Regions from separate parts of the Homo sapiens genome. Here all the other regions are linked to region 3. Evidence: chromatin loops called from intact Hi-C (ENCODE). Cell type or tissue: Calu3. All regions are shown on one strand. Region 1 overlaps IQCM (IQ motif containing M). Region 2 overlaps IQCM (IQ motif containing M). Region 3 has its middle 81 kb from the start of IQCM.

Region 1 (8,000 bases), 250 kb after region 3:
GGGGTTTCACCATGTTGGCCAAACTGGTCTTGAACTGCTGACCTCAGGTGATCTGCCTGCCTCAGCCTCCCAAAGCGCTGGGATTACAGGCGTGAGCCACTGCACCTGGCCTAAAAAAGTTATTAATTGAACATAAATGAACGAAATATACCAGTTGAAAGTCAAAGAACTTCAGCGTATGGAAATCAATGATCAAATATAAAAGACATGTTTAAAACATAGGATATAGAAAAGTTGAAGTAAAAAGTTTGTCAACTTTCTTTTGATTACTGCTTACATATCTTTTTTGTCCTTTTATCAATATTAAGAATGTAAAAGGTGATATTATAGATATAATAGACTAACAGAAAAGAGAGAGATGTTATACCAATACTTTTGAAAATTTAGACATAATAAAAATATTCTGGAAAAATATGCTGTACCCAACTGACTTAAAAAAAAACCTCAAGAATCCATGATGCATTCAAAGAATAAATAACTCTAATCTCATATTTCAGAGGATATTAAAAGTTTATATTTCAGAAATAGAAAAGATTCATATTAATCTAGGTCTAATCAAGAGACATAAACAATAGAGTGATTTAATTAAGGGGAAGTATAATATAAAGAATTATTAAGCCTCGATAAAAGAATAACTATTAGATTTAAGAGAACTCTACAGGGTTCCCTAAGGCTGACAGAGAGTACCTAGGGATGGGAAAACTTAGACCCCTTCTCCCCCAAGGCTGGGATTCAGACTTCATTAGAGAAGGTATAGTTGCAGACCACTGGATGGCAGAAAAGTTCACTGTGTGCCTGAGCCAATCCACAGGCACTGTATAAGCAGGAAGTATTCCTCTGGGTTGCAAGCAGGTCTCAGCCAGGGGCAGGTACACAGGCATGCAGGTGTGCAGAGGAAGTAGGGATGCTACTGTGGGTGGGAGGCCTGGAATGCCTGGTGTCCACATCAGGAGGGTAATGGAAGACAAACCTCTGGGAGGGGATAGGTGAGGAGAGGGAGTTGGGTGCCACTGTTGGCAGGAGGTCTGGAGTGTGATGTCTTTACTGCAAGGGCCTTGGGAAAGTAATCTCCAGGTCAGTCTGGGGCTATGAGTTTGCCAAGGGATCTACACCCCATATGCACATTTGATATACTAAAAAGGCAGTGCTACATATGAATGGAAAAAGAAGGGATTTTTCAATACACGATAGAGAAATTATCATCATAGAAAAAGGTGAAATTGGACAGCTGTCTCACATCACCTTACTCTTGGGTAGTACTGATTTAAGGGGAGCATCAGAGGGGCTCCTGGATTGCTTGAAATGTTCTGGTTCTTAATCTAAGCACTATTAACCAAGACATTGTGAAAATTCATTAAGTTGAATTCTTATGTTCAATTTTCTGCATGAAATTTCAATTAAAAAGTTAAAAATGTGAATCTTTTAACTTCTGCAGACAATATAGGAAAATACACTGATTTTGCAGTAGGACAGGATTTCTTAAAGAAGATGCATAATCACAACATCAATTAAAAAACTGATTAAGTTACATTAAAATTAAGAACTTCTGTTCATCAAATAAAGGAGTGAAATCATAGCTACTCTGGCTTGCAAAAAATTGTAATACATATAACCAACAATTTTTAAAAACCTACATGTATAAGACATTTCTGGAAACTAAAGAGTAAATGAGGAGGAACCCAACAGAAAACTGGACTGAGGACTAGAAAAGGAGTTTTAAAATGAAGAAATCCAAATCCTTTATAAACTTATAGAAAGATGCTCGAACTCATCAGTGATTAAGAATATGCAAAGCAAATCTAGGAGAGTCCAGTCTATAACCACCAGATAGTTATAGATCTAAAAGACTGGCAGTGCAAAGTGTAGGTGAGGATACAGAAGGCTGGTATACTTCTGGTGCCAAGTAAAATTTAATTCCAGTGATTGCACTCTTTAGGTTATATTCTGGAGAAGTGCTTCTCTTATTTCTCTCTGCGTACTATTCACACAGACTTTAACATGCAAATGAGTGTTGTTAAAATGGAAATTCTTATTCAGTAGGTCTGGAATGAGGCCTGAGCATCTGCATTTCTATCAAGCTCCCACATGTTGAAGGTTCTGCTAATCCGTGGACCACACTAACACAGCCCTAGAGAACCTCTTGCATTTGTACCCCAGGATGAACATACAGGAATGTTCACAGCAGCATACTCTGTAATAACCTCAAACTGGTAACAATTCAAATGTCACCAACAGTTCAATAGATATATAAATTGCGGAAAATGCATTCAAGATAAGAGTATATAACAAGAAAGTAGACAATCTACATTTGCATGCAACAACAGGAATCAGTTTTATAAACAATGTTTATCAATAAAAGCAAAACATAAAAGTATTTTGGTAGATCAAATTCAAATAAAAAGTTAAAGCTAAGATTTATAGTTTAACACCATTGGCAAGTTTATTTCTTTTAAGAAGGCAAATATTTACAAGAAAAGTTAGGAAAGTCGTTAGCTCTTGGGGGAGGAAAAGTACTTTGGGAAGGAAGGATTCTAGGGTGGTAGCATCTATATTGTTTCTGCTAAGTGGCCCACTATCAAAAGCTGTAGGTATATATTTAAATGCTTTTCTCTGTGTTATATTTTACAATAGTAGATTTTAAAAAAACCTAATTTACTAGAAAAGGAGATGCTGAGCATCTATTTTGCTAGACGCTTTGGGAATAGGAAATTTTAGGGTGACCAACTGGCCCAGTTTGCCTTAAACCGAGCTGTTTCTTGGAGCATGATTTTCAATGCTAATACCAAGGCAGTCTTGGGCAAACTGGATGTTTGGTCACCATGTATCCATTTAGACCACTTTATCACTAAAAAGTCCATTAAATGTGAAGAGTAAGGCCTTGATATTTCATCAGTTAATATAAAATTATGATCAGAAATACATTAAGAGTAAGAAGGCGGAGTCTGTAAACCCAGGAATTAAAGCAAGAATCTAAAGTGTAACCCACTGGAGAGATTTATTTGAAGTTTCTAGTTATAGCATCTAGGAAAAGGCCACAGTATTAAACAATTACTTGTTTTTTACAAGCTCCTAACTGCCAAGGCTTGTCCTGACTGACAAGCCTCTCTGGATACCATTGGCAACTTCTGGGTTTTGACTGGGTTTTCTCACTTACACCCTCCTGTTTGGATAAACAGTGCTCGGTACTTAAGCCATAGAGATCTCTAAAAAGGATTTGAGTACCCTGATAACATAAGTCTCAGAGCCTGATCTCATTTTTATTGTTGCTGTATTCTGAGAAACAGAATCTCTTTCACTCCCTGGTGGACCTACTCACCAACCTTTAATGTCCAGCTTAAATGTCTTATCACCTGTGGAGCTATCCCTAGACTTCCTCTGGTAGAGTTGCTTTGTCTTTGAGCAAGCCTCCATAACATACATCTATGATAACACTTAGCACAAAGTGATAGTGAATTTTTAAAATTTACTTTTCCCCATTAGATGGTATACTTTTTAAAGCCTGGGGCTTCTTCTTGTTCATCTTGCATTGTCAACACTTGGTACATGCCTGACACAAAGTAGGTATTCAGTGTTTATCTGCATCTAATAAATATGAAATAAATACCTGCTGAGGTTGTAGACAATAACTCCATGTGTTAAACTGAAATACTAGGCGTTACAATTAGTTTGGCCCAAAGAAAACCATGCTATGTTGTTGTTCCTATGTCTGGTTAAGTATTGCTTGTTTGGTTGAATGTAACTGCGGTAAATAATGTTTTGATTTTTTTTTAAGTTAAAAAAAGGAAAAAATTTAAAAAATTTAAAAAAGGTCAGTACTGATCTGTAGGCTACTGATTCTTATTGAATATAAATGTCTTAGAATGTAAACCACTCTAGGGCAGGTACTATATTGTGTATGAGTTCTGCTAAGTAACCACCAGTTATTACAATTTTTTTAAAAAAAGTAATGTACGTTTTCTCTCTAGAATACATATGGCAAAGAGTGATACAAATTTTATGAACCAGTAGACTTGTTTGTGTCCCTAAATATAATTTTGAATCTATCCCAAATCTAAGGAGAATTATTCATTATTATGTTCTAACTCATAGCGAAACGAAAGTCATTCTCAAATTTAATGTACTGGAACAGTATTCTAGTGTTCTAAAACGTACTTTAAACCAATGAGGATCTCTGTTGTCTTTGGATGGCTGAGCTTTGAAGGAGCTCCAAATTTTCCTGTGTAGTCCATAGATGAGTTTATAGTTTAGATATATGAAGGCAATAACAGTTGGGATCACAGAATATCTCTTATTTGCTGAAGGAGGAAAATACTTTTTGTCATTCCTGGTTACTTTGCAAGAGGTAAAATATTTCATTGCCTTAAAGTTGGAATTAATTTATAGCAACTATTCGAAGAATCTATTCAATTACACACCAATGGGTATGAAAATAGATTTATTTTACGACCTCTCATTTTTATCAGTTTGTGCTAAGCTGTGTCCACTGGGAAATACAGTGGCTATATATATGCAATGTTTCTTTCAAGCATTTCATATATATGAATCTTTTAAACATGAGGTAGTAAAATTATGCTGGCAAAATATACTATAATTCTATTGTTTTAAAATAATAAGCAAAGTTGGTTTGGCTTGAAAGTTTACTGAAGCTTAGCAGTTCTTCAAAGTGCCATTTATTAAATGTCATATTAATTAGTTAAACTATCAGCCCTATAAAGCAACTCTCCGTGCAAGCATTTTCTGATTCTTTTCCCCCTCGTTCACTGTCTGGACTATTTCTTCTTGAGTATACACACTGAGGATTTAACTTTGTCCACAGATAGACAAGGTATTAATGTTGGTTAATTTATCTACAGTGAAATTGTTGAACTAATTTTTAGAATACAAAATCAAGATCTTACCCCTTAATTTGCCTTTTTAAAAAGGCAATTTCCCAAACAGATTAATGATCTTTTTTTATCCCCAAGGTAGTTTCTCTGGCATATGTTTTAAAAATTGGAGTTAATAATTGATGACCCTAGTAAATTACAGTCATGCTATATAACACGTTGTAAGCTTTATCTGACTTAAGGAATAGGAAAGAAACCAAACCATGGAAATAAGGATAATTTTAATGTTCTAAATTTTTCATTTTCTGATATAATAATATTTTGTTGAAATCCTCTGTAGAGGAAAATATGGTTGGGAAATATATTGAAAAAACATTTAAGTGACTGATGCATTTTTCTTTTATTGTGTTTAAAAAATGAGAACATTTACATCCCATTTACAAAAAGAGAAAACACACAAACTTTAAAAAATATTTTTGCTTATGTTTTTCATGATCTTTAATTGCCCCAAATCATTTTCATCTAATTGTATATGAATGAAAGTGTTTTTCTTCAATTAATTTGTAGGACATTAATTTTTAAAATGGTATTTATAATTTTTCTTCATTTTCAGTGTTTCTGAAAGTACATAATTAAATATAGGGAAGGATTTTGTGGGTGATTGTAATATCCTGGGTCTTTTAAAAGTAATTTCAATCAGAATTAATAAATAGATGTAGAGAAAAACATTAAATAAACTGGCTAAATAACATAATTGTTTTACCTTTTTGTTATAATTCTTTTCTATTTTTCTGTTGTTTTGTTTTCTCATAGTTAGTTTAATATTTGAGCATCAATTAAAATGAGAACACTTTTTTTTGAAACAAGAGTCTCACTCTGTCACCCAGGCTGGAGTGCAGTGGCATGATAGCTCACTGCAACCTCTTCCTCCTTGGTTCAAGTGATTCTCCTGCCTCAGCCTCCTGAGTATCTGGGACTACAGGTGTGCAACACCACGCTCGGCTAATTTTTGTATTTTTGGTGTGGACAGGGTTTTACCATGTTGACCAGACTGGTCTTGAACTCCTGACCTTAGATGATCCACTGGCCTCGGCCCCCTAAAGTGCTGGGATTATATAGATGTGAGCCACTGCGCCTGGCTGAAAGGTGGACATTTTCTGAAAGGTGGATCAGGGATGTTATCCGGTTGTTAAAAAACTTTTAATATATTCTCGACTCCATTAAATTGTCTTTGTATCAAAAGATTGGCCTCAAAATAAGAGAAAAAAAATCACACAAACACAACGTTGGATAAAAAGGATAACTTCTTTAGAAAAACTGAAGATGTTAACTATGGGAAAAGCCTTAAAGATGATATAGAAATGCAAAATGTGGTTAGAATTTAAGCAGTCCAGAAGGAAGACAGTTTTAAAGAAAAGATAATTTTCAAGCAAGATAAGGAAGAATATTAAGAGAAGAGAAGATGATAGCTTTGCCTTTTTCTAAAATGGTAGAGGAAACCACTTTCATCTACTTCTCATGGTGAATATGAGGACCAGGTGAGATTGTATATGTAGAGGTTAATTTATAAATTGTGAAGCATTAAACTTTATTGATTACTGTGTTTAGAATAAAGTGTTAATACTTGAATTTTTGAATAATTTAATACAATATTGTTCTGCATTTTAAAGTAACTAATAGAGTATAACTGGATTGTTTGTAACACAAAGGATACATGCTTGAGGGGATTAATATCCAATTTTCCATGATGTGATTATTATGTGTTACATGCCTATACCAAAATATCTCAAGCACTCCATAAATATATATGCCTACTATGTACCCACACATTTTTTAAATTAAAACAATTTTCTAAAATTCTAAAGCCAATTTAAAATAACCACAAGAATTTTGATTCTCAGTATACTTTGAAATCCACCTGAAGGCAACATTCAAGAAATAATTTTTAAACTTATTGCATGTGCTAGTGAAAGAAAAAGAGCTTAATTTCAGAAAATTGAGTTGGCTACTTTAGATTTTGAAATGCTCTCATTTATTTTGCAAATATTTTATTTTAAAGATGTAGTTGTCTCATTCTGTCACCTAGGCTGGAGTGCAGTGGTGTGGTCTGGCTCAATGCAACCTCCACCTCGCTGTCTCGAGGGATCCTCCCACTTCAGCCTTCCAAGTAGCTGGGACTACAGATGCATGCCACTATGCCTGGCTAATTTTTTTATTTTTAATTTTTTTGTAGAGCTAGAGTTTTGCCATATTTCCCAGGCTGGTCTCAAACTCCTGGGATCAAGTGTTCTACCCACCTCAGCCTCCCAAAGTGCTGGGATTATAGGCATGAGCCACTGCACCTGGCCTAAAGATGAACTTTAAATTAAGAAAGTATCTTTAAAATACTTGGTAGGAGCTTTTAACCTTTCAGGAATATGACTCAAATTTGATTTGGCACCATAACATGAATAATATAAATTGCTTATGTGGAGGTACTAATAGAAGATAAGATAAGAATATTTAACTTGTCTTCTTCTTCTCCTTCTCCTTCTTCTTCTTCTTCTTTTTTTTTTTTTTTTAAGACAGGATCTCACTCTGTTTTCCAGGCTGGAGTGCAGCGGCACGATCATAGCTCACTGCAGCCTCGATCTCCCGGGCTCAAGTAATCCTCCCACCTCAGCCTCCTGAGTAGATGGGACCACAGCTGCGTGCCACCATGTGCAGCTAATTTTTAAATTTTTTGTAGAGACAGGTCTCCCTGTGTTGCCCAGGCTGGTCACAAACCAGTGGGCTCAAGCGATCCTCCTGTCTTGGCCTCCCAAAGTGCTGGTATTATAGGCGTGAGCCCCTGCCCCAATCCCTGTCTTCATTTTTTGATTGAAATATAATTTATATTCAGTGAATGACCAGATCTCAAACGTGCCTTTCAGTCAGTTTTGGCAAGTAGACGTCACGTTAGAAAGTTCCCTTTGGCTCCTTCTCAATTTACCCTTGCTCCACTCTCTACCTCTAGAAGTAAATGCTGATCTGAGTTTAGTTTTGCCAGTTTAGGACTTAGAAGCAGGCAAAACTTTTTGCCAGTTTAGGACTTAGAAGCAGGCAAAACTAAACCCTGATAGTGGAGAGTTTAAGCTGATGGTAAAGCCACGTGATGCTTTCTGTCCAGGTTAGTATTTCAGGGCCCTGCTCTCC
Region 2 (8,000 bases), 150 kb after region 3:
TAGCTCAATGAATATTGACGAAGTGTACACATCTCTATAATCACCCTCTGATAAAGAAATGCCTACCCCCTGGAAGGTATTCCAGAGGCCCTCCTTGTGCCCCCCACCTCAGACCCTGCACTCTTTCCTCACAGTTCTCTATTATCCTGTTTCCTATTGTCATTAGTAAGTTTGGCCTGTTTTTGAACTTTATATTATTAAAAACATAGACCGTGTCCTGATTATGCTGGCTTCTTTCAAAATAATATATGTGAGAATATACTATGTCTTTGAATATACCAGTTTATTTTCACTGATGTGAAATATTCCATTGTATAAATAAAATGCAAATTGTGTATTCTACTGTCAGTGGACATTTGGGTTGCTTCTAGTTTTTAGCTGTTACAAATAGCACTGCTATGATCATTCTTATATGTGCCTTTTGGTATACATTATAAGCCTTTCTGTTGGGAGTCTGAGGGATGGGTCATGGTTAGGTACGGATTCAATTTTTAAAGATAATACCAAATGGTTTCCTGAAGACTACCAACTAACACTGCAACAGGCAGTGTGTGAATATTTCAGTAGTTCTATATCTGTCTCAACATTTGGTATTTTTAAAGAAGCCATTCTTTTGGGAGTGTGATGGTCGTGGTTTTATTTGTGTTTCCTGGGTGATGAATGAGTTTTGAATGAATGTCTTTTCACATGCTTCTTTCCCATTTTGTTGCCTATTTTTATATTCAACTGCCTGTATTTTTCATTGATTTGTAAAAGTTCTTTATATTATAAGGTACATTTGTGCTTATAATTGTGGATGATACATGGACTAAAATTCAGTATTTCGATTTATTCTAGTAGTTGATCTCTACTCAAGTATGGGTCTATCTAACATTGATCATTTCCTTTTTACCCCCAAGTTACTCCACCTAACCACTATGAATGATAGTCTTGTCTCACCAACCCCAGCCCATCATCTGTTGGTAAGCTTTGATCTTCAGTGACCTTCAATGTACATGTCCATGTATTGCCAAATCATATTTTATACATAACAGTATCAAAATCCTAAAATAAGATCACAGAAAAACTCCATAGCTTGTTGAATATGGCTCAGAATAGTTGGTTTTACCCATTAAGAGAGTCAAAAGGTGAAAAAAAGAGTGTATTTTAGCCAAAAAAAGTAAGAATTTTAAAGTATAATGGGAGAGTGTTCTCAGTTTAACATCTCCTTTTTAATGAGTTGAGAACTGAAATGTATTAATAACTGCTTTTTTGTGATTTAAAGATTTAAATATTTCATGTAAGCTGGGAATATTTGAGATATCTTAATTAATGTAAGTGTCCATGCATGCCCATAAAAGAATAGAACATAATATCTATTTTATGAAATAGTGAAAACTTATATCCAGAAGGTACCTTTGAAGTCATTGATGGTGTGCCTCTGAACTTGGAGTGCTGGGGTTGAAGGTGGGTGGGAGGTAGTCGGGAGTGATGGGCAGTTCAGGGAAAGCCCATGAGATCCTCTTCAGTCAGAGCAGCCAGGCTTTCCACCTGTTATTCTCATTGACTTCTGAGACAGAGTTTCTTTAAACATAAGTTGAAGCTGCTATTTTTAATATTATGGGTCTATTTTAAATCTTTTGCTTCTAGACGAGGTAGGATTCAGAGAGGTTAATTGGTTTGCTTCAGATCACTTTGGCAATGGCAGAATCAGGATTGAAATCCAAGTTTGCTCTCATCACAGTGCTCCTAGACTCTGAGCTTTGTGTTAGCTAAAGTGATATCCTAATGATTCATTTATATTATTTCCTTCCCACTTCCTGGTTCTGGGTAATATATTAACCTGAATTAATTAGAAATTTAGAGGAAGGTTTCTGCATCAGGAAAGGAGTATGATTTCATGGGCTTGCCACTGTTCCATGTGGTCCCTGCGTTCCTAGCTAGCCTGATATTAATCATAAATTCATAGAGTATCTTCTTTCCAACTCATTTTATGGCCCTCTCACAAGTTTGGATTATAGTTTAATTATGTAATTATAAATTTCTTGTTCTCCTATCATCTACTGTAGTTGGACCTCTGTATCCGTGGATTCCACATATGTAGATTCAACTAAACATGGATTGAAAATATTTTTTAAAAATGGACAATTGTGTCTGTACTGAATGTGCAGACTTTTTTCTTGTCATTATTTCCTAAACAATATGGTGTTAGAACTACTTGCATAGCATTTACATTGCATTAGGCATTATAAATAATCTAGAGATGATTTAAACTATATGGGAGGGTGTGCATAGGTTATATGCAAATACTATGGCATTTTACATAAGGGACTTGAGCATCTGCAGATTTTGACATCTACAGGGGTCTTGGAATCGATCCTTCATATACAGAGCAATGACTGTATACCTTTGCACATTTTAGATGCCTAATATTTGTCCTGTTATATTGGCCCTCATTGGAACTTGTTCTGTTTGGTTTTCTTTACCTGCTCTCCTTTCTCTTTTCTTATTCCTATTGTTTGGTGCTAGCAGATCTGATGATTTGGTCAGAGACACCAGGAGACTTGACAGAAGTCAGTTAGAAAGAAAATCCAGAAAATAACCTAAAGGTCCTTGTTGACTTAGTAGAGGAAAAGTGGAAGGGGGCTTATACTTATCAGAGAAGGGTGACTAGGACAAAAGCTGGGAGGGAGGTCCTAGTGGCCTAGGCTTGAGAGACACCTGATGAGGCCTGCAACTAGGGACATGACCAGAAGTGGCCTGGTCTAGACTCCTTTTTTTTGGTTTTCTTCTCCAGAGTTACAGAGCGCAGAGTGAAGTAGAGAAGGTCAGGAGGGAGGCACGAACTCTTGCCCATGCAGTTGATTTCTTGGATTTGGAGCCAACTATTTTTTAGCATAGTACACAAAAGCAATGGAATAATAGTGTTTTAGAAACTGATGGGGTCTTAGAGATCTTCTTGCCCAAAAATTTTACCTTGTAAATGAGAAAACTAAGTCCAAGAGAAGTCAAACCAAGCCTTCTGGCTCAGTTCTGTGTGGAGTTGTGGAATGGCAGTACTATGCTTATCACCCATATATACTCAGTTGCATAAGAGAGAAGAGCTCAGGGCAAGAGATTACGTTTTATTTTAAATGAAGTTCAGAAACCATGGAAGGGAAATAATATGATCTGATACACAATTAAGATCACTCCTGCTGTGTGGAGAATGAATTGGCAGAGAAAGAGAGGAAATTGGGAGAGCAGTTAAGAAGCTATTTCAGCAGTCCCAGAATGAAATGATTGTGGCTGGGAGATTAAGATGGGGAGAAGCAGATGTATTTTTAAGTTAAAAACCTAGAAGACTTGATGAATTGGATGTGGTAGACAAAAATATAGGAGAAATAAAAGATTTATGGCTTGAGCAACTAGGTAGATATAGGTACAATTTCTAAGACAGAGAAATGGGGAAGGGTGAAAGTATGATTCAGGGTTAGGAGGATTGAGGTGGAGGGACAGTGGGGAGAAAGTTTGGGGTAGTAAATGAGGACTTCCATTTGCCATAATATCAACTGCTGAAACTACCTTTCCAGATCCCTGGAGCATGGCTTGTTTCCCTGCATCCTGCTAATTACGATAAGGCTTTTTTTTTTTTTTGCCAAAAGAATACTGAATTATAAGAGCCATGATAAAGCCTTGGCTTGTCTTGTCTTTTTCTTTTCTTTGAGACAGGGTCTCACTCTGTTGCCCAGGCTGGAATGCAGTGGCACGATCACGGCTCACTGCAGCCTTGACCTCCCAGGCTCAACTGATCCTCCCACCTCAGCCTCCAGTAGAGTAGCTGGGACTATATGAATGCACCCCACCCAGCTAATTTTTGTATTCTTTGTTGAGAAGGGGTTTGACCATGTTGCCCAGACTTGTGTTGAACACCTGGGCTCAAGCAATTGTTCTGCCTCAGCTTCCCAAAGTTCTGGGATTTTAGTAATGAGCCACTGCACCCAGCCTTAAAGTCTTATCAGTCATCTACTTTAGGAATGTCAAGCTAAGAAGATAAGGTAGGGAAATAGTTTCTACTTCTGTTTGTCTTTCATCCATGTAGAAATGGAATTAGAAATCCTTAGCATTCCTGTAACCGTTTCAGAGAGCCTTAAGTTGCATCTACTGTAAAAGAAAGGGTGAGAGGACTTTTTCACAAATGTGCTGAAGGAAATGTGAGAAGGTAGGTCATCCTTGTCCAGTATGCTGTTGCCATAATTACTGATTATACAAATAGCAAATGCTTTTTGAGATCCTTCCAAATACCAAGCCTTGTTCAAGGCTTGTTGCAGAGAGGAAAACAGAATCTTTGCCTTTATGGAAGTTACATTCTAGAACGTTGGTTATGTCAATGCCCTGTTCAAAAACTTTCAATAGTTCTTTGACCATTTCAGCAGCATAAAATGTAGCCCTCTGCTAAAATCAAACAGACACACAACTTGATGTCCCCCAGACTACGAGTATTCTCACCTCCATGCCTTTGCTTGTACTATTTCTCTCACCTCTCTGTCTTCTCTGCTCTTAAGTTAGGCATTCTGATCCACTCAGGACTGGTATTCAGTACCACAGGGGTGTACTGGCCAGCATTTGGTTCTGATTAACCCTGTGCTCACCCTTCCAGGTGTAAGTAGCTCAGTTCTTCTTGAACTCTCTTTTATGTCACCTTCTCAGGCCTCGGTGATGTTGTCTTCATTTGAACTCATAGTACTCACGGATTTATATCACTTATTTCACAAAGCTCACAGATTTCCTTATGACATCTGGCATACTTTTTGCATGTTGTTTGCATCTTTATTTAAAATTTGATTTATGTTTTTGGCTTTTTTTTCTGAAATAAATGGCAAGTCCTTTGCACAGCTCAGGCACTAAATATGCTTTTATTAATTGATGGATGCATTAGGAAGGACTCAGCATCTCGTAACTGTCTGCTGGAGACTTAAAGTGGAGAGGGGCCCCATTTGCTGATATTTTGTGTCATTGTGCCCATCTCTAAGCAATTCCATCCTTCCTGGCCGTTCTACACCCCCAGCTCCTGTCTCAGAGTCCTCCCTCATCACCTCAAGTTTGCAGGGACATTACCATGCCAGCACCCCTTAGGATGCTTGGCTAGTTTTTTGCATTAAAAGGACAGTGGGATGTCTTGCTTTCCAGCCAATTTAATGCAGGCTGACACTCCTGGCACACTGAATTAAGGTGGAGGAGCCAACAGACCCAGAGAAGAGTCCATTTCTGTGGAAATTAAAACAAGAAAATGATGGAGCACAAAACATTTTTATTTCCTTCTTATACTTAAAGAAGACAGTGTAGTTAAACCAGGCCAGAAGATGAGTTCTGATTGTTAATTGCTGAGGGAGATGCAGTATTTTAATTTATCCCAGTTCATTTGCAGAACTAGGCAGACAAGGTACATGTTCTGTGCTCTAGCCCATGAGATGATGCTGACAATTTGAGAATTAATCATTTTTGGATGTTCCAGATTTGCTATTTTAAAACTGTACCTGCAATGGTATTTTCCCCGCTCTGGGTAGAAGCTGAGGAAAAGTGTTGTAGCCTTTTATCTAAGAGCATGAGGCTACAGGGTCCTGACTTTCATAGGGCAAAGCTGGCTTACAGATTTACTGAAATAATTACCAAATTATTTAATAGGTTTTGAATTCTGAACTCATAGTTTGTTAGTCGAGTCTGCCAACTGAACAATTATACATAGAATCTTAGAACAAGGGTCTCCATGGAACTCTGCTAAAGCATTTAATATTCCCATTTCTAATTGTAAAGCCATTTGAGCATGTAGTAGTATGCACTGGTGTAACTGACTCCTTGGATATAGAGGTAACATTTGATGCATTTTGGATAATGCTTTTGAAGTAATGATAATGTCAAATGTAGAAGGGCTCAGCTAATGAACCCATTAATCAGCCCTTTGTTGAGCACCTCTAGAATGCAATGCACTGAGCTGGGAACCATGAAGGATGAGGCACAAGGCAGACTTCATTCCTCTAACTGAACATTTAAATATTCTGGGAAACTTTCAAAAATGCCAGATGCCTAGGTCCCACTCTAGACATATATTTAAAAACTCCTTAGGTGATTCTGATATTCATCCAGCATTGAGAACTACTGGTATAAAGTATAGTTTTGTTTTCAAGGCATTTGGAGTCTAACTGGGAATGTATAGGACTAAAATTGGGAATATAGATATATAGTATATATCGATCACTCTGTGTTTTTAGCCCCTTACACAGACAGCTTATGTTAAGTTTCTAGGGAGAGGCATGGACAACATAACTACTGTATTTAAGAGAGGAACAGATCACAGGAAAAGAGGCTGGGTGGTCATGGAAGAGGTAGGATTTGAACCTAGGCTTTGAGGGCAGGTAGGATATAAATAAATATAGATGAGAGGTCAAGGCATTCTGAGTGGAAGGCTGGCATAAACCTAAGCTGAAGGCAGGAGTGTATAAGGTATGTGCCAGGTATTAACTGGATATTAGTTGAAAGTAGTAAGAAAGCAAGTAGTAGAAAGTAGTAGGAAATCGGAGAGACCTGCATAGGGTCTTGAGCCCAAACATCTTTTGAGTTTTGCACATGCCACTACATAGCTTCTTACCTTGACAAGCTATTTTACTTCTCTAAGCTCCAATTTCCACATCTGCCAAATATTCATAATAATAGTTCTTATCAGGTTGCCTAGACCCAGTAAGGCAATGTGTATATGAGTACTCGATAAACTGCAGAGCCCTACCCAATGCTAGCTATTGTTACTGTGTTTTGGAGGGGAAGGCATTGAAGGTTATAGAGCACAGAAATGACATATAAAAAGTTTTAATCATTCACCCTATTTACCTATGAGTGAGCAAAAGAAATAGCTAAAAATAAATATTTATCATCACTGAATTACTTAATGTAACTGTGTTTAAGGACTTGGAGCTCACACTTTAAAAAAGAAGATCATTCTAACTGCCCCTCATGACTACTGAAGAGGCTATGCCTGAAAAAGCAAAATGTGAGTATCTGTGCTTACCTAACATAGTACAAGTCATAACACTCCAACTGTTTTAACCACTCTTTTCTATTAATTAGTGACCCTCAGAGCACTACACTTATTGGCACATCTTGAAAGGATTTATTCCATTCCCTTTATTTAAAAATAACCAACTTTTGAGAGATCTTTTTAACTTATTGTGCTGTCCCATATGGTATCCACTTGTCACATGTGGGCTATTCAGTCCTTGAAATGTGGCTGGTGAAACTAAGGAACTGAATATTTAATTTAAATTTAATGAATTTTAATTTAAACTTAAAAACTGATAATTCAGTTATTGGAAAACCTTTAAGCATGTTTGGAACAAATTTGGGCATATAAATCTATTTTTTCAAGTGATGATTTTATAAAATGTAAATACAGATTAAGTAGTTCTGATAAAAATTTAGCATGTGAGTTGTGATGTATGTAAGTACAAACAAAATACATATAGAGTTTCGAAGATAGAACAAAAAAGAATGTAAAATATCTAATTCATTTTAAATATTGATTAATGTTGAAGTGGTAATATTTAGATGTATTTTATTTAAATAAAATATTCTATAAAAATTATGTTACACAAATTAATTTCACCTTTTTTAGTATGTCTACCAGAAAAATTTAAATTACATGTAAATTACATATTCAGTTCACACTGTATAATCTTCTAGCTTTATTGAGGTACAATTCACAAATAAAAATTAAATATAAAGGTGTGCAATGTGCGTGTTAACATGTATACACATTGTAAAATTATTACCTCTATCGAGCTAATTATAATATCCATTACTTCACATAGTTAGCTTTTTTTCTGGTGTGATGAGACTACTTAAGATTTCTCTCAGCAACTTTCAGGTATACCATACATTATTATTAATTACACATTATATTTCTTTTAGAGTTAATCTAGACTTGGCAGCAAATACAAGCAATCCTAACATATAGTGCCGCACATAGAGCTGAGGTTATTACTGTTCTGCTA
Region 3 (8,000 bases):
TCTAGGTGCTCTTGCCACAATTGCTGATTAGTAGAATGGGTTGGGTGGTGGAGTATAGCATATTATCCTACGACTGACAAATGAAGGTAAGCTATTCTTCCAGTGGGATACCCAGATCAGTATCTGTACTATCTCAGAACTCTGCATATATTCCCAGGGAAAATCTTGAAGTCTTTCTCAAGTATTACACACATATGTACATATGCATGCAGCCCCCAAAGGTTAAATTGAACAGAAGGTTCTGTTAAATTAAGGTTAATTAACAGAAATAATAGAAATCTCTAATTTCTAACCTTTATTTATATTCTATATTTTATGAAGTACAGTATGCAAGAACCACAGCATAAATCAAGAAGTTACAGACCAACCAGTTTTAAGAAAATGGAAGCAAAGCATCATAATAACCCACCAGCTTTAGGACAAAGAACTTTAATTTTTTTTCATATAATGTAGGTTAATTAGAATTAAACCTAGAAGGCTAAATGCATTGACAATTTTACAAGTTAAATTTTATTCTACTTTGTAAAAGTATGAATAACTCTTAATTTTACCTTTTATTTCACTAATCTTATATTTTAGAACAAAATTCCATTGACCCTTCAATGAAGAGTTCTAATTTACATTTCAAATTTGTGCCTAATTATAAAATTTTAGAATAACTTAGGAAATCATGTGGTCTCTAGCTTTCAAACTGATTAATTGCTTAGGCAATGATATTAAACTCTGGTTTGATATCACTCCAGGGTGAGTACAGTGATCTAAAAATTATTGAAATAAACTTTAAACTACAAAGTAAATGTATACTTTGAATATTGAGTTGGTAGACATAAAAAACTATTTAAACCAACTTGATCTATGTGTCATTAATAGAATACTCATTTAAACAATGGGAGAATGTGAATTCTTTTCAAGTGTACTTGGAACATTCTCTAAGATAGACCATATGCTGAACTATAAAACAATTTTCAACTAGGTTTAAAGGATTGAAATTATGCAGAATTTGTTCTGTGACCACAACTGAATTAAATAAGTTATCAATAACATAATAATCTAGAGAATTCTGAAATGTTTGGAAATTTAACAACACACTGTAAAAAAACTGATGGGTCAAAGAAGAAATGACAAGAGAAATTAGAAAATAGAACTGAATATTAATGAAAATAAAATATATAAAAATTTGTGAAATGCAGCTAAAGCAGGGTATAGAAATCCATTCATATCTTTAAATGCTTATGTTAGAAAAGCGATTTAAATATAATGATCTTGGCTTTCATCATAAGAAACTAGAAAAAGAACCCAAAGTAAGTAGGAGGAAAGAAACAATAAAGAGCAGAAATTAACAACATAAAAATTAGAGAAACATTAGATAAAATCAATACAACCAAAAGCTACTTCTTGGAAAGTACAAAAAATGTTGATAAACCTCTCATCAGACTAATCAAGAAAAAGAGAGACAAATCACCAATGATTGAAAGAGGGGATATCACTACAGATCCTACAGAATTTGAGAAGACAACAGAAAATATTTATGAACATCTTTGTGCCAATAAATGTGACAACTTGGATTAAATGGACAAATCCTTGAAAAATACCAATTAACAAAATGAACTAAAATATAAATAAAAAATGAGAATAGATCTATCTCTACTAAATAACTTGAATTCATAAATAGAAACCTTACCTCAAAGGAAACCATAGTTTTACTAGTGAATTCTATAAAACATATAAGAAAGAAATATTTCTGGCTTTATAAAAACCTCTTCCAGAAAATGTGAGGCCAAACTAATTTTATGAGGCCAACATTACTCTAATATTAAAACGAGTTATCACAGTAAAATAAAACTACAGATCAATATCCCTTGTGACATAGACAAAAAAATCTGTAACAAAATATTGACAAATATGTATTATGTTAGAAAGATAGTAACTCTCCACTAAGCATGGTTTATACTAGAAATGCTGATAGAATCTACACCCAACCTAAACAAATGAGGCATTTAAGTTGGCAGAAAACCTTTTCAAAAAACCCTGCTAAACGCGAGTTTATTGTTTAAAATCGCCTACTTTAAAATATATCTATAGGATTTGCTAAACATATAAAGCTTTACAACACAATTCTTGTTGGCTACTTCTAAGTTTGCATGCTACATTCTTGCATCTTATTTTTCTAAAACCTACCCATTAGCATTGGTATTGTGCCTGATTTGATAGACATTTTCATAATTCAGAAGAAAATGGAGGAGATTAAAAGAAAAAATTTTAGTTGTCTGCTTTTCTGATCTAGAATAATTTTTCTATTTAAGGCTACACATTGAACAAATACAAATCTTTTAAAATTGAAAAAATATATTTTTTGCTTATGATAAAAAATTTATATAATGCAAATAAACAAAAAGTATAAAACATAGTCTAAGATTCCATGCTTCTAGATTATTATAATCAATGTCTTGATGTAACTTCTCTATACAGTTTAATAATAAATATGTCAGTGGGAAGAGAACTAGGGAGAATTAATAACTGTGAGATTTAATCTGGAGAAAATGAATGTAGGACATTGGGTAAGTGACTTAATCCCTTTGGGCCTCAGTTTCCTCATCTATAGAATGTGGGGACCTGATTAGACATTCTCATGGTCCCTTCTAACTTTTAAGTATATATTATTTCAAAGTGAATCTCACAACTCTTGAAGGCATAGAAATAAAGTGAAAGTCTATACTAAGCAGAAGGTGGCAGTGTTGTTGAAGAAAAGGCCTAGATTTTAATACCAGTAAATGCAGGTGGATTGCTATGCATGGTGTTTGCACCTTGATAAAATTAGTGCTGGAGCAAATTAGTGACAAACCACTAATTTAGCAGGATTAAGATATCCTGTTATAACAGGTAGTTGTTTTTCTGAGGTCAATAATATCATTATATATGACATTGCTTTGCTGTGAAATGAGACAGAATCAAATATGATAACCTAAAGCTCACACAAATATAGAAATCATGCTAAGCTCAGAGCTTTTAAGTGAATAATAATTATTGTTATATTGGTTTCAGGTATTTTGAAAGAGTTTGCCTGGCTATTATTAAGTGACAACTTCCTCATACATATTTGCAGTTTGGCACAGATATTTTTAGTGAGGCAAAGTTTTTCATTCTTTGTTTTCCAACTTTTTGAAATAAAGGAGGATTCAAGCACACACGTTTTAATGGGCTTTAGAGAGCTCATCTTTAACACATAGTAATGGTATTCAATAATTCAATCTTTGTTCTTTGTCTTAGAAATATCTGAGTTCAGTGCTTATAGTGGGGTTAAGATATGATATTTAAATTTATGATTTATTGTTTGTTTAGCATAACATACTAGAATACCATTTAATAAGGCAATCGATTGTAGGGACAATTGTTAAATTAAGATTTCATTTAGAATGAAGAAAATCTGTTAGTAGATTTTGGTTGAGTCAGGTACAGTACTCCCCTAAAATCCCCCAAATTTCTACATTAACTAGATACCACTGTCTTAGTCCATTTGGACTACCATAACAGTGTATGATAAATCAAGTAGGTTATAAACAACAGAAATTTATTTCTCTCTGTTCTGGAGTCCAAGATCAAAGTGCCAGCAGCTTCAGTGTCTGGTGAGAGCCTACTTTCTGGCTCATAGACAACACCTTCTTGCCGTGTCCTCACCTGTCCCTCACACATCATTAGGAGTGAGGGAGCTCCCTTGGGCCTCTTGTGTAAGGCTCTGCCCTCATGACCTCATCACCACCCAGAGGCCCCGCCTCCTAATATCATCACTTTGGGGGTTAGGATTTCAGCATATGAATTTTGGGGAGACACACACATTTAGACCATAACAACCATTTTTTACTGCAATATCCCTCTCCCCTCTGCATTTCTGGGAATATATACTATAGGAAGCAGATACACATCCACGCCAAATTGTCTTTCTGTCCCTCTGCAAAATTTTGGGGAAAGATTAAACTATCAGAAAAAACAGAATCAGCTATGCCAAAGATGAAGCATGAGATCACATGTTAATGCTAACACTCTTCCAAAACTCCTTTTTGTCTGGGTTTGTGTCATTTGCATGCAGCCCACAGGGTGGAGGCAGAAACCAGTGTGGGAGAGTGGGAGGCCTCTCCAGTTGTAGGAGTCAAAGCCTCCATTCTTAGTTGAATACCCTTTATTTATTTCTCCTGCCTGATTGCCCTGGCTAGAACTTCCAACACTATGTTGAATAGGAGTGGTGAGAGAGGGCATCCCTGTCTTGTGCCAGTTTTCAAAGGGAATGCTTCCAGTTTTTGCCCATTCAGTATGATATTGGCTGTGGGTTTGTCATAAATAGCTCTTATTGTTTTGAGATATGTCCCATCAATACCTAGTTTATTGAGAGTTTTTAGCATGAAGGGCTGTTGAATTTTGTTGAAGGCCTTTTCTGCATCTATTGAGATAATCATGTGGTTTTTTGTCTTTGGTTCTGTTTATAGGATGGATTACGTTTATTGATTTGTGTATGTTGAACCAGCCTTGCATCCCAGGGATGAAGCCAACTTGATCATGGTGGATAAGCTTTTTGATGTGCTGCTGGATTCGGTTGGTCAGTATTTTATTGAGGATTTTTGCACCGATGTTCATCAGGGATATTGGTCTAAAATTCTCTTTTTTTGTTGTGTCTCTGCGAGGCTTTGGTATCAGGATGATGTTGGCCTAATGTAAATGACGAGTTAATGGGTGCGGCACACCAACATGGCACATGTATACATATGTAACAAACCTGCACGTTGTGCACATGTACCCTATAACTTAAAGTGTGTGAGTATATATATGTATATATGTGTATATATATGTATATATATGTGTGTATATATATATTTATATATGTATATATGTGTATATATATGTATATATATGTGCGTGTGTATATATGTGTGTGTGTGTGTGTGTGTGTGTGTGTGTGTGTGTGTGTATATATATATATATAGCGCCTCCATTCGCCCACTGCTGGGCCACCATCCCCCAAGGTTGTTGCCTTACTCCTAAATTACCATGGCTTTTCCAGCAGGAACATTAAAGTTTCATTTTAGGTAACATCTTTCCTTCTTTATGAAGCTGACTCCATGTATCTAAGCTACATATTCTCATGTCTGGGGTAACTTCCTATATTATACCATGAGCATCTCTTTCTATTGCCTCAAATTCCCATGGCAGCACCCATCAGAGTGACCTCCTTGTTCTTCCTTGATGATGCCAGACCTGTTCCCACCTCAGGACTTTTACAGTGGCTGTTCCCTATGCCTGGAATGCTTTTCCCCTGATAATCATGTGACTAACTTTCTTAATGCTTCCAAATCTTTTTGTTCTAATGTCGCTTTCTCTGTGAAGACTTCCCTGATCTTCTATATGCAGTTGCTACTCCCTTCACCCCCACCGTCCTCTGTCCCCAGCATTCCCACTCCCCTTTCCTCTCAATTTTTTTCCATAGCACTTCCCACCTTCTAATAACTACATAACTTACATATTGATTTTGTTTACTGTTTGTCTCCCTCTGCCAAAATGTAAGCCCTACGAAGACAACACATTTTGTCTGTTTGACTCACTGCTGCATTTTCAGTGCTAAAAAAGTGCCTGTCAGAACAGAAATAAGCAATAACTACTTCTTGAATGAAGATATCAGTACATTTTCTCAAAAGAATTTTCTAAGTGGTTAGAAAATTATTATTCTCTATTCATTTTCTTCAAAATAAAAGAAGGAACAGGGATGTATGCAGTAGACAGAAGCATACATACTTTTCAAGCTTGGTAGATATTTTAAAAATATTTCAGAGTTTCTTTGTATTCTTAATGCAACCAAAGACGACTTACAGGAAAATATGTGTCAGGATAAGAATTGAATTCATATCCTGCTGTATAAACTTAATAATAGAATAATTTTAAGATATAGGTTAAGGCCAACTTGGATCTTTTTGAATATTCTCACAGGTAAGTTTATTATTCTGTGCCCAGTGTTTCCTCTAGTGGGCTGCAGTAATGCTTTGGCTGCCAGGTCACTGGGCAACATTGCCAAGAGGTGCTGAACATTCTAACTCCCTTCCTTTCCTTCCCCTGGCTAACCTGGAAAAGTGCAAGAAGTATAACATATTCTGTAGATCACTAGCCAAAGTGTGGTTCCTCTGGGGTGCGTATCTAAGTTATGTGCTTATTAGGAGCTTTGTGAGTTAAAAATCTATACTCAAAGAAAGTTATTCTGATGATACTTTACCTATAATTTGGAAAGCAAAAAAGCAAATTTTCAGACACTCTGAGCTCAACCCAAACTGGATAACTCTGTTTTCCTTATAAATACAATTTAAAAGTTAGCCTTACGCCAGGATCCTCCCTTCTCTCTGTTTTTAAAAAAATTTAATTTAAAAGCAAATTTTACTTTTTTTTCTTTTTTTTATGAGACAGGGTCTTGCTCTGTCACCCAGGCTGGAGTGCAGTGGTGACATTTCAGCTTACTGCAACGTCCACCTCCCGGGTAGCTGCCTCAGCCTCCTGAGTAGCCGGGATTATCCTGCCTCAGCCTCCTGAGTAGCTGGGATTACAGGTGCGTGCCACCACACCTGGCTAATTTTATTTTTTTTGTATTTTTAGTAGAGATGGGGTTTCACCATGTTGGCCAGGCTGGTCTTGAACGAACTCCTGGACTCTAGTGAGCCGCCCACTTTGGCGTCCCAACGTGCTGGGATTACAGGTGTGAACCATCGTACCTGGCCCAGAGACCCTCCCTTCTCTTGAACAGATCTTTTCAGTTTTCTTACATTCAAAATTTCCTCATTTTTAAGGCTCAGTTTAAAGGCTACTTCTTGCTTATTTTTGTTCCTGGATTCTCCAGATGGAAGGTAGTATCTAACTTCTGTCTACCACCAATGCTAGTCTTTCATTTTGAGGAGTTTATAGGCCAGCAGGAAGGATAAGTTGTGTTTGCTAATAACTATGAAACAAGCTAGAAATTGATCAACGTGGTGTTGGATAATCCGATACAATCCTACAAACATTTAGAGACAGATAGTCAGCTTCTGACTGCTTCATGGTGGAGGTGGTATTTGACCCTTAAGGAATGGATACAATTTGGGTGGGCAGAGAAAGAGGAGGAAAGAAGGACTTGCCAAGTTAGAAGTTAAGAGCAGACACAAACATGGAAACAGGAATTCTTATAAGAAATAGTTATTGGTTCAATGAATGTGATGTAACAAAGTTTAACAAAGGAAACCTAATGAGAGCCAGGGCTGGAAAGGTAAGATTGGTCCAAACCATGAAAAGATCTGAGTGTCAGGCTAAGGAATTTAGATTTTTTTTTTTTTTTTTTTTTGAGACAGTCTTGCTCTGTTGCCCAGGCTGGAGTGCACTGGCACGATCTTGGCTCACTGTGACCTCTGCTTCCTGGGTCCAAGTGATTCTCCTGCCTCAGCCTCTGAGTAGCTGGGATTACAGGCACCCACCACCACGCCTGGCTAATTTTTGTATTTTTAGCAGAGACAGGGTTTCGCCATGTTAGCCAGGCTGGTCTTGAACTCCTGACCTCAGGTGATCCACCCGCCTTGGACTCCCAAAGTGCTGGGATCACAGGCATAAGCCACTCTGCCTGGCCAGGAATTTAGATTTCTATTGAAAATGGAGAATTATAGACTTTTTTATCAGACAAGTGACATGGACACAGATCTACTTAAGATTAAATTAAACCAATGTATAGATAGAATGGCTGAGAGTGGGGACATTCTGTAGACACGGAGACCATTGCAATAATCAAGCAAAGAGATGATAGAGGCATGAACGTAATAGTAGCAGTGAGAAAAGAAAGATTGGGATGGTTGATTGACAGGGCTGAGCTAGAATCAACAGGACTAGACAACTGGCTGGTTGAGTAAAGGGAAGAGGTGTTGTGTCTAGGTTACTGGGAGAATGGTGTTTATTAACCAAAATGAGTATGTAGGTTTTTTTGTATGTGGGAGAGTTAGGTTTTACTGAGA

What was found. Peaks named below come from ENCODE experiments on the same cell type or tissue, not always from the same donor. Only the 100,000 strongest peaks of a DNase experiment are listed, where the experiment ranks them.
Region 1: it touches region 3 in a loop (2.9-fold over the local background); 4 of 110 quality-filtered maps call a loop at or near these places.
Region 2: it touches region 3 in a loop (2.5-fold over the local background); 2 of 110 quality-filtered maps call a loop at or near these places.

The regions. Positions count from the first base shown.
Region 1 is chr4:149,638,813-149,646,812 of GRCh38, reverse strand. The region is part of intron 7 of IQCM (IQ motif containing M); the gene reads left to right. Among named protein-coding and RNA genes, the nearest start is that of IQCM, 170 kb to the left of the region's middle. In Calu3, no CTCF peak of the experiment used is centred here; no DNase peak of the experiment used is centred here.
Region 2 is chr4:149,741,655-149,749,654 of GRCh38, reverse strand. It overlaps IQCM (IQ motif containing M), which reads left to right. Exons shown (of 14, transcript NM_001363507.2): 3 at 6,916-7,000. The coding sequence starts at 6,964. Among named protein-coding and RNA genes, the nearest start is that of IQCM, 70 kb to the left of the region's middle. In Calu3, no CTCF peak of the experiment used is centred here; no DNase peak of the experiment used is centred here.
Region 3 is chr4:149,892,722-149,900,721 of GRCh38, reverse strand. No RefSeq gene overlaps it. Among named protein-coding and RNA genes, the nearest start is that of IQCM, 81 kb to the right of the region's middle. In Calu3, no CTCF peak of the experiment used is centred here; a DNase peak (open chromatin) is centred at 4,101.